2 separate regions of the Mus musculus genome follow, and region 2 is linked to region 1. A link is a loop called in an ENCODE intact Hi-C map of the cell type or tissue named here. Cell type or tissue: heart. All regions are shown on one strand. Links, peaks and the distances in the headings refer to the core of each region. The heading gives the core; the rest is flanking DNA.

Region 1 (7,691 bases), core at 1,656-6,655:
AGAAAAAGTGAAAATAGGTTTGAATTCACTGGTGCAGGAGACAATTTTCTGAACAGAAGAGGCCCTAAGATCAACAACTAATAAATGTGATCTCATGAAACTGAAAAGCTTCCGCAAGGTAGAAGACACTGTCATGAGGACAAAATGGGTGCTTACAGATTCAGAAAAGACTTTCAGCAACCCAACATAAAACAGAGGGCTAATATCCAAAATATTAAAACAAATCAAAAAGTTAGACTCCAACAAACGAAGTAAAACAACTAAAAACTGTGGTACAGTGCTAAATAAAGGAATATCTAGAGAGGAATCTCAGAGTCAAGAAGCACTTAGAGAAATGTTCTTGTTATATGTTGGAGCATCTTTTAGGTTCTGTTCAGGAACTTTTTCCCTGTGCCCATGTATTCAAGATTCTTCCCCACTTTCTTTTCTATTAGTTTTAGTATATTTGATATTATGTGGAGGTCCTTGATCTTTAAAAAGGGAGATGAGAATCGATCAGTGTGCATTCTGTTGCATGCTGACTGCTAGTTGAACCAGCACCATTTGTTGAAAATGCTGTATTTTCCCCCAATGGGTTGTTTTAGCTCCTTTGTCAAACATCAAGTGTGGGTTAATTTCTGAGGCTTCAATTCTATTCCATTGATCTTCCTGCCTGTCTCTGTACCAATACCATGCAGTTTTTTGTCATGACTTCTGTTTATTACAATTGAGGTTGAACTGATCATTGGGTCCCCAATGGAGGAGTTAGAGAATGGACTGAAGGACCTTAAAGGGTTTGCAACCCCATAGGAAGAACAACAATATCACCACCCACTGAGTACACGTGGAGGGACCCATGGCTCCAACCATACATGTACAGAGGATGGCCTTGTTGAACATTAATGGAAGAAGAGGTCCTTGGTCCTGTGAAGGCTTGATGCTCCAATGTATGGCAATGTGAAGGCTGGGAAGCAGGAGTGGGTGGGTGGGTAGGGGCACACCCTCATAAAAGCAAGAGGAAGGGAAATAGGATAGGGGATTTCTGGAGTGGAAGTCAGGAAAGGGGATAACATTTGAAATGTAAATAACTAATATACCCAATATTAAAAAGGAGAAATGTTCAAAATCTTTAGTTATATGGGAAGTGCAAATAAAAATGACCCTGAGATTCTGTCCTACAACAATCAGAATGGCTAAGATCAAAATCTCATGCTGTCTAGGTTGTGGAGAAAGGGAAACATTCCTCTTGCTGGTGGGATTGCAAACTTGAACAACTACTCAGGTAATCAATATCATGTTTTCTCAGAAAACTGAAAATAGTTTTACCTAACAACCCAGCAATATCACTCTGGATATATACCCAAAAGATGTTCCACCATACCACAATGACTCCTGCTGCATAATGTTCATAGCAGCTTTATTTGTAATACCTAGAAGTTGGAAACAAGCCAGATGTCCCTCAACTGAAGAATGGGTTCAGAAAATGTGGTTCATTTACACAATGGAATACTATTCGGCTATTAAAAAAATAAAAAAGGACATCATGAATTTTCCAGAAATAAATGGGACTAGAAAATATCATCCTCATTGAGGTAACCAGACCCAAAATTGAGAAGCATGGTATGTACTCACCGGTAAGTGGATATTAACCATAAAGTATTGGATAGCTGTGATACACCCCACAGACCCAAAAAACTTAAAGAGTAAGGAAGACCCAAGTGGGGGTGCTTGAATCTAGCTTAAAAGGGGGGACAAAATAGTCATAGGAGACATAAGGAGTGAGAGATCTAGGTGTTACAGGGAATGAAGAAGGGCATAAGGGGAGACAATCAGGTGAGGGAAGAGACAAGAGAGAGGGCCGGAGGGTAAGAAAAATGAATGGAAATATGTAGCTTCCTGAGGTAGAGGAGGGGATTTGGGAGTCCTGGGGGTGGGTTAGGCTCTCTGGACTCTGCAGGTGACCTTAGCCAAGATGCCTAAAAGTGGGGACATGGACCTCAAATAGCCTGGAAGATCCCAGCATAGACAGTCCAGCCAGGGGTGGCACCCCCCTGGGGATCCATCATGTTTGCAGACATCAAACCCAATACCGGTGCTGTGGTCAAGAGGGTCTTGCTGACAGGAACCTAGTGTGGTGGTTACTGGAGAGTTACACAAGCAACTGACCAACTGCAGATGTGAAGGCTTGGAGCCAACCATCAGACTGAGCTCAGGGACCCTGGTGGGAGAGATGGCAGAAGGTCTAGAGGAGCTGAAGGGGATTGCAACCCCACTGGAAGAACAACATAGACTGGCCTGACCACCCAGTTCTCCCAAAGTTTAGACCACAAGACAAGGAGTGTGCCTGGAGGGATCCATGGCTCCAGATACATATTTAGCAGAGGATGTCCTTGCCTGACAGCAATGTGAGGGGAGGACCTTGGTACAGAGGAGGCTTGATGCCTCAGCACAGGGTAATGCTGGAGCCATGGGGCAGGAGAGGGTGGGGTGGATGGGGGAGCATTCTCCTATTGGCAAAGGAGAGGGCAAGGGATGATGTGACATAGGATATTGGTGGAGGAGTAACCAGGGAGTGGAAAATCTTGGGATGGGGGTTGGTGGAGTGGGTAACTAGGAAGTGGGATATCACTTGAGATGTAAACTATAGGAATGATCAATAATAAATAAATTAATTAATTAATAAAAAATGTGGGGAGGGATTGCTATTTCTACATTTTCACACCAAATTTACTATTACAAAGAGAGAGGAAGTTCATACAGATGCAGTACAGCAGTTAGTATAACATCACAGGAAATACATTCTAAAAGAAAACAATTGCTCAGTCTGTTTGAAGGAAGAGATGACTACCTTATGAGAAGCAGTGTGTGCCAAGAAAAGAAAAAGAAAAACAATGGTCTTGTCAGGAATGGTTGTCAAGGTTTTTTTAATTTATAACAAAGGGTAAAATGGTCATTGTCATTTCATGAGGACAATGCAGAACATTTCCCAGGAGATTTCAGCAACTCAGAGGGCAGAACAAGGAGGGAAGCAGGAGGAGAGGACATCGGGCAATGGATAATCTTCTGAGCATGTGCTCCTCCTGCACCATTTGTTTGAAGTCTTCCTCACCCAGGTCAGCAGCAGCCCCCAGACTGCTGGCTACTGCCACAGCAGCCACTGCTGCCACTGCTGCCACAGCAGCCGCTGCTGCCACCACTGCTGCCACAGCAGCCACTGTTGCCACCACTGCTACAGCACCCAGAGCTGTGACGATGGCGACGAAGAGATCTGTGGGGTCTGTGGTGGCTCAGACAGCAGCCTCCACCCCCAGAACTGCAGCAGCCACCAGAGCTACAGCAGCCCCCAGAGCTGGAGCCACAGCAGCCCCCAGAGCTGGAGCCACAGCAGCCACCAGAACCCAAGCTACAGCAGGAAGACACAGGGGGGCACTTGGGAGGGCATTTAGGGGGGCATTTTGGAGGGCACTTTGGGGTCTGGCACTTGGGAGGGCACTTGGCAGGGGCTTGGCACTGCTGCTGGCTCTGCTGGCAGGACATCTCAGCTGTGAGTGTTCAGGAGCTGTGAGAGAATCATGGATATGTCAGACACCAGGCACTGTGATAACCTGATCAATGCTGGCCCCACAAAAGCCTTAGTGATCATCATAGAAACAAGATTCATAGTCATTTCATTTATACTATAGTCAGAATGAAACATCCTGTTGATCTTGTATTTAAATATCAGAAATCCATGCACATGAAATACAGTTATCTCACTCCAGCAGCACTAAATAAATATCTGCTGAATGTTAGATAGGTGTGCTATACTTAGTCATTTTTTAAAATTTATTTATTTTTCTTAATGTGAGTACTCTGCAGCTGTCTTCAGACACACACCAGAAGACTGCATTGGAACCTATGCCAGATAGCTGTGAGCCACCCTGTGGTTGCTAGGAATTGAACTCGGACCTCTGGAAGCCAGTGCTCTTAACTGCTGATCCTTCTTTCCCACCCTATTCTTAGTCTTTATACATGCAAGTATACATACTGTTTCAGAGATAACTAGTTGTTAAAGGGAGAACAATCATAACCTGAAGGAGATCTTAGTTTAAGGTCAGTATTTCCAAGGACCTTCTAGCACATTTAGCAATAAGCTCAGACTCAGAGAACAATAGGTAAACCCTGTTCAGTCCTTCTAGGAACTGGTGCCCATGATGTGAGATGAGAGGTCAGATGTATCCACATTACCATCTGCTCTAGCTAAGGGTAGAAAGGTCAGTGTCACGCTGGTGGTGTCCTGTTGAGTGAACAGATCCCAGAAACAGGGCTCTTTCTTTGCCAAGCCAAACTGAGACACTGTTGGCTTTCCTTGCTCTATTTCTTCAGTGCCAGGAAGGGGAAACATTTTCATCAGAAACCAAATTACCCTTGGTAACCTGACTAGACGCACAATTATCTATGATATATATCCCATCCTAAGCATTCCTATAAACTGACGGTACATTGTATTTTCCAGTGCCAAAATATACAGAGCTTTTCAGTTTCTCTTAGTATCAATGGTGTGGCTACTTACTGTCACAGACACCATTGCCTCATCCCTCAGATTTCACCATTATTTATCATATATCAATGTGGCCACAAGAGGGACAAATCATTCCAGAGTCAATCCAGCTCTAGTCCAGCTCCACTGTGCAGTCTCTGCCCTTAGCTCCAGTAAACACTTACCAAGATGAAGGGTAGCACAAGATCTGTGGGTATCTCAGTCAGCCAGTGAATGGATGGAAGCAGCCTGTCCATCGGTCCTTTTATTCTGAGCCTGAGCTCTATCCCAGCCTGTGAGACAGTGGCTGGAGATGGGATTCCATGCCTACTGACACCCACATGGTTTTCTAACAGATCATTACAGGATATTCCTCATCAGCTTTCATCTTTGAGGGCAGGCTAGCTGCATCTATCTTAAGGCATGACAGGCATGCAATGAGGAAGTGAATTCATATACCCTTAAACCTGGTATTCCTACAGAGTATCTACATAAGTATCTACCACTCATTTCTTTTTTATTAGATATTTTATTTACATTTCAAATGTTACCCCTTTTCCTAGTGTCCCCTCCAAAAATCCCCTGTCCCTTCCCCCCTCCCCATGCTCAACAACTCAGCCACTCCTGCTTCTTGGCCCTGGCATTCCCCTATACTGGGGCATATAACATTCACAGGACCAAGGGCCTCTCCTCCCACCGAACACTAACTAGGTCATATGCAGCTGGAGCCATGAGTCCCACCATGTGTTTTCTTTGTTTGGTTGTTTAGTCTCAGGGAGCCCGGGGGGTACTGGTTAGTTCATATTGTTGTTCCTACTATGGGGCTACAAACCTATTCAGCTCCCTGGGTACTTTCTCTAGCTCCTGCATTGGGGACTGTGTGTTCTGCCCAATGGATGACTGTGAGCATCCACTTATATATTTGTCAGGCACTGGCAGATCCTCTCAGGAGACAGCTATATCAGGCTCCTGTCAGCAAGCTCTTATTGGCATCCACAATAGTGTCTGGTTTTGGTAGTTGTTTATGGGATATATCCCCAGGTGGAGCAGTCTCTGGAGGCTCATTCCTTTAGTCTCTGCTTCACACTTTGTCTTTGTGACTCCTTCCATGGGTATTTTGTTCCCCCTTCTAAGAAGAATCGAAGTATTCACACTTTGGTCTTCCTTCTTCTTGAGTTTCATGTGTTTTGCAAATTGTATCTTGGATATTCCCAGCTTCTGGCCTAATATCCACTTATCAGTGAGTGCATTTCATGTGTGGAACCACTCATTTCTTCATCATGCTCCTTTTCTGCTGGCTCTTACAGTGATATCTGCAGTAGGTAACCCATGCTAAGCTTAAAAAAAAAAGAAAAAAAAAGAAATGAAATGAAAAAAAAGAAAAAAGAAAAAAAAACAAAATATTGAAATGTTTGCATGTCTCCTTCCATCCAGGTTCTTTCACAGCTGTGCCTATGTGGGTACATTCTAGAAATCAAAAACAGTAAACCCTACATGATGGATCTGGTGAGCACCAAGACATGTTCAGGTATCATTCTGAAAGTCTATTTAGTCAGTATTATTTTCCATTTAAACCATTACCATGAAATATTAAGGATAATATTTATGAAAATATATGAAAAATCAATGAAATTTCAAGACATGGATAAAAATGTCTAACAAAAGAGCATCCTCTTATATGGTTTTCAACTGACATGTGTGCAAATTGCTAAATGTGCAGTGGGTAATATGGTCTTTAAACACATCAATTGAGAGATGCCTTATCAATGGAGAATCTACACTGAAGAGGAACTAAGATTAACTCCTAGCATCTAAGTGAGGCAGCTCAGTACCAATTGTAGCTCTAGATTCATGGCATGTAAAACCCTCTTCTTAACTGAATTTTTACAAATATACACACACAAACACAGATATCTGTACACACTGACCAAATAAAATACAAATACACACAAACAGGCTCAAACATACAATTAAAATATAAAACATTTGCCTCTTACACAGTATTTAAAAGCAGCTGACTCAGGCAGCCACAGCGAGACAGTGCATGGAGACTGGGGACTCATGGATGAATAGGAAGAAGGATAGCAGGCCACCAGGGATACAGGAAATCCATAGAAAGACTAATAGAATCAACTAACCTTTGAGGCTCTGAGAGACTGAACCACCAAGCAAATAACATACAGAGGCTGGTCCTAGGCCTTCCTGCAGATAGTAGCCAATGTCCAGCTTGGTCTCCCTGTGGGTTCTGAACAACTAGAACAGGGGCTATCCTTACTGTATACTGTTCTTTACTGTATGTGAGATATATTCTTCTAACTGTGTCACTTTTTATGGCCTCAGTGGGAGAGGAGGCACCTAGACTTACTTGCAAAGACTTAAGGTGCCAGGGTGGGAGAGATACACAGAAGCCTCCGCCCTCTCAGAAGGGAAGGGTAGGAGGGATGGAGAAAGTATTGTGTGGGGGCTGAAATGGAGTGTCAGTGACCAGGGCATAAAGTAAATAAGTAAAAAAGCATAAATTATAATTTAAAAAAGATGGAGATGTGGAATAAATAATTTGTATGAAAAATTCCCAAGGAAACCCAAAATTGAGCAAACTAATATAACTTAATAATAATGAAGCAGTAGTTATTACCACAGAGAATATGTTTCTTTATTTTTGTGGTTTTCTTTGCCTTTGTCTCAGAAAATTCTTTTATAGTAGACATCTCATGAATTTACATCTAATTCTCCTTTAGGAATATGATACACTAGTCTTTTATTTTTCAATATTGATTGATCTGTAGAAGCCACCACATATGTCTCATGGAAACACAATGTGATTACTGGTAATGTCAGATGGCACATTACTAAGAAGTTAGGAAAAGGGTTAGTATGTTGTGGAAATAATGATGTGGATAACCTATAAAAATACAGGAACAGTCATATGCTATGATGTATTGACAGTCTACTCCCGAGTATGAGACAAAAGAGCTAATGAGCCATATGCACTCCCAAGAAGAAATACAACAAACACATTAGCAAAGACTTGTTCAAGACTGAATGTCATTTAAGAGAAATAAAGACCTTTATGACATTACCCTCTTATGCTAGTTAATCTGAAATATTTTTTCATCTGCTCTCAAATTTGTTCTTAGGTAAATGATGTGATTTTTGGCTCTTTATTTATGATTTTCAATAAAATGTTCATTGC
Region 2 (7,691 bases), core at 1,204-6,203, 610 kb before region 1:
CCATGCCCCATAGCATTCCATGGTTCCACTGTGTGTACCAGAAGGCCATGAAGATTACAATAATTGGCAATGATAACTAGGACTACCTTTTAGAGTTTTACAACTAAGTCTTTCTGTTTACATTTTACTTTATTCTTTGAGAATTTCATACATGTATACAATATATTCTGATCATGTTCTCTTGGGATGCTCTTTCCAAGTCCCCCTGGATCCCTCTTCCATGTCCTTCACCCCAACTGACCAAATCTCCTCATCTAGGGGTGGGGCTTATGAACTTCCCCTCATTGTGCGGAGACATCAACTGACTTGATCTTGTACAGGTGTTGTACACAAAGCCATAGCTTATTGAATTAATGAGTGCAACAGCCCTGCTATGTCCTGAAGATGTTATTTTTCTAGTCCTCCCCCTCTTTTCTACTCTTCCTGCACCTCTTCTGTAATATTCACTGAGCCTTGGGAGAAGGAAGTATGATACAGATGTGTTGCGTGTAGCTTTGCTGCCCCACACCCCACACCCCCGGCCCCAATCTTCCTGGAACAGGCCACGCTACCAGCCCCAACTCAGCTTCCCTTGAATCCATGAATAAAAAGCAGAGCTTGTGATGACTCCAAGGAAAAAGTCTCTTCCAGATAGATAGGAATGATATGCCCATAAACTCACAAAGACACATGTGGCAGCATGCACAGGCCCACACACGTTAAAGCCACTTGGAGTCCCAGCACTAAGAGCAAGAAATAGATTGTTCCCTTTAGGGGCCCCCTTCCCTTCTATTGCTTAACTGGAGGGTATTTGTTTGTTTGTTTGGTTGGTTGGTTTTAGATTTTAGATTTATTTATTTGTATACAGCATTCTGCCTGTGTGCATGTCTGCAGGCCAGTAGAGGGCACCCGATTGCACTATAGATGGTTATGTGATACATTGTTGAGAATTGAGCTCAGGACCTCTGGAAAAGCAGACAGTGCTTTTAACCTTTGAACCATGTCTCCAGCCCTGGAATTTTTAACACTAGCAAAGGCTTCGGCTGCTGCTGCTGCTGCTGCTGCTGCTTCTTCTTCTTCTTCTTCTTCTTCTTCTTCTTCTTCTTCTTCTTCTTCTTCTTCTTCTTCTTCTTCTCTCTCTCTCTCTCTCTCTCTCTCTCTCTCTCTCTCTCTCTCTCTCTCTCTCTCTTCTCCCCCTCTCTCCCTCTCCTCTCCCTCTGTCTCCCTCCCCTACAGGCATTTAACAGGTTCTTCTCTAGCTTCTTCTGTTGGATCAGACCACCTCATCCTCACACCCTCAGAGGACCTCTTGGACACGAGTTTAATCAAAGCTATCACCAGTTTTCCTTTCCCCGTGACTCATATGTGACTTGTGGGATCCTCTGTGAGCTGTGTTTGCCTGCACAACAGCTGCGTGTGTCTGTCTTTCTTTCTTCAATTACTGTTAGTGATGTTTTATGCTCATTGTATGGAGGAAGGGGGAAGGAAGGTCTATGATACCTCTGTAGCGCTTGTACTGTATTTATCGTTTGATTTCACTATGATATTTGAGGCTGCTGTGGCTTTTTTTTCCCAGCCCTTTCTCTTCTGTGCCCCATGACCTGGATAGGGTCCTGCTTCTCTAGCCTTGTCTTCTATTCTTTCTGAGATCATCCTTCTCTGAGAAGACTTCCCACTTCCAGTCTCTTTGCCCCTCATACTCTTGCAGTTCATCTCATTCTGTATCTCACTGCAACAAAGCCAAAGAAGTCCCACACATGTACTCTTTCCTCTCTCATCCTCTCAAACTGATTCAACAAAATCAGAATTCTTCTACCTGGTCTTTCCTAACATGTTCTTTATTGTGAGCCCCAAACTCCAAACAATACCTTATCCAATAAAACTGCTGTATCAGTTTTTATTGGTCTAATGCAGCATGCTGGCTCCGTCCATAGCACCTGTGCCCTTAGGATTTTCCAGACATTTCTTAAGTCACAGGCTCTTGACCAGTGTTTGTGAAGTATACATCTACCTTAGTCAGTCCTATTACCTGTTGGACTATGTTTGACCCAGCATCATTGTCATAGATCTCCTTGCCTCCTTACCCCAATTTTATGCTTTGTTATATGGTTATGATGGATTTCTAATAAAATGAATGCTTAATATTACTACAAAACTTGATGATTCAAGCCTTATTAATATGGCCCAAAGATTCAGACTAGTTTTCTACTTTTCTTATCATTCCTGGGATTAGACTACTTGCAGTTCCCAAAATTTACTGGATTGTTTTTTTGGAAACTACACTTTATTTTCTGCCAGACATGTTCAGCTTCTTCCATCCCTAACTTGAAGTTCATAAACAAGTTACCTTAAACATTTATCTGATCCAAGCTGCTAGTTAAAGCAACCAGCCTGATCATTTGGATCTATCATCTATCTATCTATCTATCTATCTATCTATCTATCTATCTATCTATTATCTATATTGTAATAGAGATTAAACCTTGGGCTTCACACAGGGTAGGTCAGTGTTCTACTGCTGAGTTGTACTCCCAGCTCTCTTTTTTGTTTTGTGAGAGGGTATTAAGTTACTTAGGATAGCTTTAAACTTGCTGGGCATAGTGTCCTGGTCTGGACTATAAGGCCTGGTGCACTCTGAGATATTTTTTTTTAATCACCATATTGCAGTTAGAGAATTCTCAATCTATTTCCATCACTTGATGGTCTAGAGAACTAATTCACTTTTTTTTTATCTTTGATTCCCCAGTGCCCAGTGCCTAACCTAGCATGCTACTCTCAATAGTAAAATCATAGCATCAATCAAACATTTAAACAGCTTTGAGTCATTCTCTCTAACTGAAACAGCCTTCCTCTTTGCCCTTTCAACTAAATGGTATCTATTTTTACACCCTCTTTATAGTTTAAAAATCTGTTTTTCATGCAGAATTCCCCTCTCTTCCCCCTCACCTCCTGCTATGGTTAAGAGATGCTTTCTCTAGGCTACCCAGCATACCCTCGCAAAGCATCTCCTTTCTCACACAGAGCCCTTGCTCCAGAGGAGGGACTTTTTTTAGCCTCTTTATTGCCAACTTGGGGCCTCAAATTTGAGATGTTTTAATGATTCTTTGAGGATAGATATGGAAGATGAGATAAGAATTAAATGAATTGTCTAAAGAGTGACAGCTGATTCCAGGTGGGCATGGGTCTTCTCTAAGCGCCAGAAGTTATCATTAAGATATTTGTATCAGGCTAACAACAACAAGGCAAGGCAGCACTCTGAACCTTGGAATCTACAGTCACCATGGATCTGTCTTGGAAAGAGCTTCATCTGCTCCAGAGTCCCAAACAGAAAGGAACTTCCAATGTCTCCCCTACCTAGGAGCTCAATTTTCCTTACCATAAATTTCTACTTCTTACAACAAACACACATTTTCCCATCTACTAAGAGCTCCAAGAACAAGGGAGAAACTGTTACTAGGACCTGAAAGGGAAGCACCTAGGTAAGGGCTATGTGAAGGAGGCTTTGGTGGGTAAATGGAATCATTCTTCAAGGGGGGAGTCCTTCCCTTCCCTGCCATGACTCACAATCTGCCTTAGGCCACTTTCCAAGGTTTTCTGCTAAGCTCATGTTGCTGTGCTCTGTGAGTCCAGCGAAGGGCACAAGCTGACTGCACCATGTCCCTTAAGACAGGGAGCAGACATGGAGGGAAGATTATTCAGTGTATTTGGAATAATTGCTGGAAGCTCAGCACAGAGGAGAAAAGAAAATCTTTGTGTGTGGAAGGAAGATGAGTAACAGGATACGTTTTCCTCACTGTGTTTAGTATTGGAGTATTAGCATCTGGAGATGTGTTTAGATGACTTCAAATGGTTCTTACTATTTTCTGGATTACGTTTACTTCATAAGTCCACCATAAAATTAGAGGAGGCTGAAACATTTACTTTCATTTCTATATTATGTATGTGCATGTCTCTGTGTAGGTAGATGCACATACACGAAGCTGCCTACAGAAACAAGAAGCTTCAGATCCCTCGGAAAAATCTGACGTCATCTTGAGAATCAAATAGGTTTCCTCTGGAAGAGCAGTACACACTCTGAACAGTTGAGCTATCTCTCCAGCCCCAAATGTTGTTTTCTTAATGGCCACCAGATGGCAGCACAGGTTCAGATAATAGCCACTCGCTCTACCTATCAAACAGTAGCTAAGATGTAGAAACAGTTTGTGCTTTCTTCAGTGCTTTCATTTCCGTTTTCAGGTTGTAAACAGTTTTGTTCATTTCTCTCACCTGTTTAATTGTAATGGGAGAGATGAAGTCGGGGGAGGAAGTAGGGAGAGAGTACTTGGAGAAACAACTGGATTGGGAGAGGGCGATTTCCTAGGGAAACCTATGACAATGGAAACTTACAGGAATCTATGATGGTAACCCTAGCTAGCAATGGGGGTTATAAACCAGTCATCTCCTGTACCAGGCAAGACTTCCAGTGGAAGGATTGGGACACCAATACAGCCACAAAACCTTACACTCACACGTTGCCCTGCCTAAAAAATGTGCAGGGGTAAAAAGTGAAGCAGAAGTTATGGGAAGGGCCAACTAATGGCTGGCCAAGCTTGAAACCCATGCCATGGGAAGGAGCCCATCTGGACACTGTAAATGATATTCTACTATACTTGCAAACAGGAGTCTAACATAACTATCATCAGAGAAGCTTCACCCAGCAACTAATGAAAACACATGCAAAGACCCACAGCCAAACATTAAAATGGAGCTTGGAGATGTCTATGGAAGAGGGGGAGGAAGGATTGAAGGAGCCAGAGAGGTCAAGGACACAACAAGAAAACCTACAGAATCAATAAACTGGGCCCATAGAGGCTCATGGAGTGTGAATGGCTAACCAGATAGCATACATATGACCTAGACTTCTATACACATTTAACAGTTGTGCAGCTTGGTTTTATATGGGACTCCTAACAGCAGGAGCAGGGGCTGACTCTGACTATATTGTCTGCCTTTGGATCACTTTCCCTAACTGGGCTGCCTCATCTATCCTCAGTAGAAAAAGATGCTTAGTCTTACTGTAATTTGATATGCCAAGGCTGGTTGATATCCACAGCAGATCACTTCTCTTTTGAAAAAGGAAGAAGTGCGTGGAGGGAGGAGGGGGGCAGCAAGAGGGAGAAACTGGGAAGAGAAGAAGGAGGGAAAGGTGGATCAGGATGTAAATAAAGTAAGTAGATAACAGCAGCAGGAACAACAACAACAACAACAGATCAGGAATCAGCCTAAATGGCTACTGTTAGATGAGTGGATTTGAGAAATGTGATAACTATACACAACAGAATACCATTCAGCCTTTGGAAGAAGAATATTCTGTTATCTCCAAATCTGTGTGGATTTTGGTAAAACATATACTGCATGATCCCATTTATGTAGTCAAATGCACTCAGTGTTCAAATCTCAGAACCTTTAACTGAAATGTAATGGTAACATGTTCAAAAGTTCCAGGGATTAGGGTGGGACATTTTTGGGATGTATTTATTATGCAGCATACCACACAATTAAAAATTAATTACCAATCCTCATCGAAGTAGAATTCTGATGACAACTGTATTTGTTTTGCTTCTAACATTTTGTTTGCTGGATGTAGAAAACACACACACACACACACACACACACACACACACACACACACACACACACTTTCTCTCTTTTTGACCTCTTTTGATTATGCAGACTATTTGTTTTTTCATCTAGACATATTTACAAATTTCTTCATTTAACCTATATCTGCTTACTTTAAAATCTGAGCTATTTCTTCTGGGGGGGGGGGGGCTTGTGTGTGTTAATGAATGACATTTTGAGCTGGTTAAGAGTCAGGATTAAACATCCCTACTCTCTAAGCATTTGCTATCCAGGTTGAGACCATCAGGACAATGCAATGATGCAGAGGGGGATGGGGCTATATAAAGCTCTGGCTCACGTCTGAGGGAATCATGCTGTGACTTAGGCCTTCATTTTCCTTATTTCTAATAATTATCCAATGTGTCAGAGCCCAGGCTGGGTGAGGGGGCTCTAGTATGCCTGAAGGGCTTGCAGAGCCATAGAAAGGTTGCAGCATGCTCTGGGAAGGACTCTAAATTTTGCACTTGTCTCATGTCTCTTTCTCTGAAGAAGTTGGGGGAGGGAGTGTGGGTAGAGGCAGATTCTCTTTGCTGTCTGGTAGGAGACAAGAAGAAAGGATTTGGTGAAATGTTCATCCATCACTAATAAACTGTCTTCAGAGATTGTAAAGCTAGGAAACTAGATCTTTCATGCACTTTAGGTACACATGATGAAAACATTATCTATGTTAACACAGGCATCTTTGACCTCTAGAATCAAGTGAAGTTCATTTACCGTCACTGAACATATACTAGAGACTAGATACCCAGTCCAGGACAGTGTAGGTGGGAGTAGAGGTAGTTACTGATGCTTAGGTTGAGTTGAAATATAACATGAATTTGATCAATTTGGGTAAAGTCTGGGGATGCAGAGGCCATGAAAGAAGCTAAGAAAACATGATCTGCAAGGACGTGGTAGAGGGGATTCTTTATTGTTTTAGGGTTTCCTATGGCTAGACCTTTCCACTTAAGCTACTACAGGCTTTAGTTCTCCAGCAACTTCTATGGATGGATACTTTGTCTTTTCCTTCCCCTTACCAAGGGTCCAGAAGAAAACTTATGCAACCTCTCATAGTTAAGAATGTTAATCTTGTCATCATGTGTGCCTCTATTAGTCTTGTGCTCCTTTTTAAACATATCAGATGGCTCTAATCTTGCCATACCAGAAGTTACCACCTGGTGGTGCTAGAGGTGCCTTTGCTATCAAACAGCTAGTGGAGCTACTTACCTACTACTCTATTTTAGCTTAATTCTATTTATGCTATACAAAGTAAAAACTGTGATTGACAGCTGTTCTTTCTGTGTGTCTAATGTGATCAAAATTTTCTAGTTTGAAATTTTAATGGAAAAACATTAATAGATATAACCCATGAGAATAAAATCTCCAGAAGTCCGCAACAATTGTTTCAGTGTAAAGCATTTCTTAGAGTAAATAGCAGCTGAACAGATCGCACGCACGCACACACACACACACACACACACACACACACACACACACACACACACTCGCACCCTCGCACCCTCTGCCAGAATGGACTTCATGGCCACAGTTCTGTTCTCAGAATGGCAAAACAGGGCCTTGCACAGACTTGCAGGACACATTTTATGTTCATCCAAGCCTGCAGCCTCAACTCCTCACCTCACTTATGTGGTCAGTTCTTGTTAGAAAAGGCCAGGAACTTGTCAAAGAGGTGCAGTTTGGCACTTGGCAGAAATACCTCATGCTCCAAGGATAAGAGGACAAATGGTTCTCGCTGGTTTGAGCAGGGTCTTCATCTCACCCTTGCTTTGCCCCTGCTTTCTTCCAGACTCATTCTGAGAATTTTCTACTCATGACCTTCCTTCTCCTAGGCCCTTTTGTCCCTCTGTGACTTTTCTCTATTCCCTGTAAGAAAGTAGAGACATGACTACTCAGGGATTTTTTTTTTCAGACTCAGGAGAATAATGTAAGTCATAATAAATTCTGTGTTTGGAGGACAGGTGCATTTTGTTGCAGTTTGTGAGAGTCTAAAGAAGTAAGTAGATACAGATCTTGTTGCCTTCATCAAAGATGTGACATTGTGATGAAAAGAA

Evidence for each region. Hi-C counts contacts between places; a loop is a spot of excess contacts. Peaks named below come from ENCODE experiments on the same cell type or tissue, not always from the same donor. Only the 100,000 strongest peaks of a DNase experiment are listed, where the experiment ranks them.
Region 2: it touches region 1 in a loop (4-fold over the local background); 8 of 42 quality-filtered maps call a loop at or near these places.

Annotation. Positions count from the first base shown.
Region 1 is chr3:92,760,328-92,768,018 of GRCm38, forward strand. It overlaps Lce1h (late cornified envelope 1H), which reads right to left and starts at 4,738. Exons shown (of 2, transcript NM_026335.2): 1 at 4,684-4,738; 2 at 2,888-3,538. The coding sequence starts at 3,516. The coding sequence ends at 3,094. In heart, for the core only: no CTCF peak of the experiment used is centred there; no DNase peak of the experiment used is centred there.
Region 2 is chr3:92,146,723-92,154,413 of GRCm38, forward strand. No RefSeq gene overlaps it. Among named protein-coding and RNA genes, the nearest start is that of Lelp1, 7.8 kb to the left of the region's middle. In heart, for the core only: a CTCF peak has its summit at 4,109 (motif pointing right); no DNase peak of the experiment used is centred there.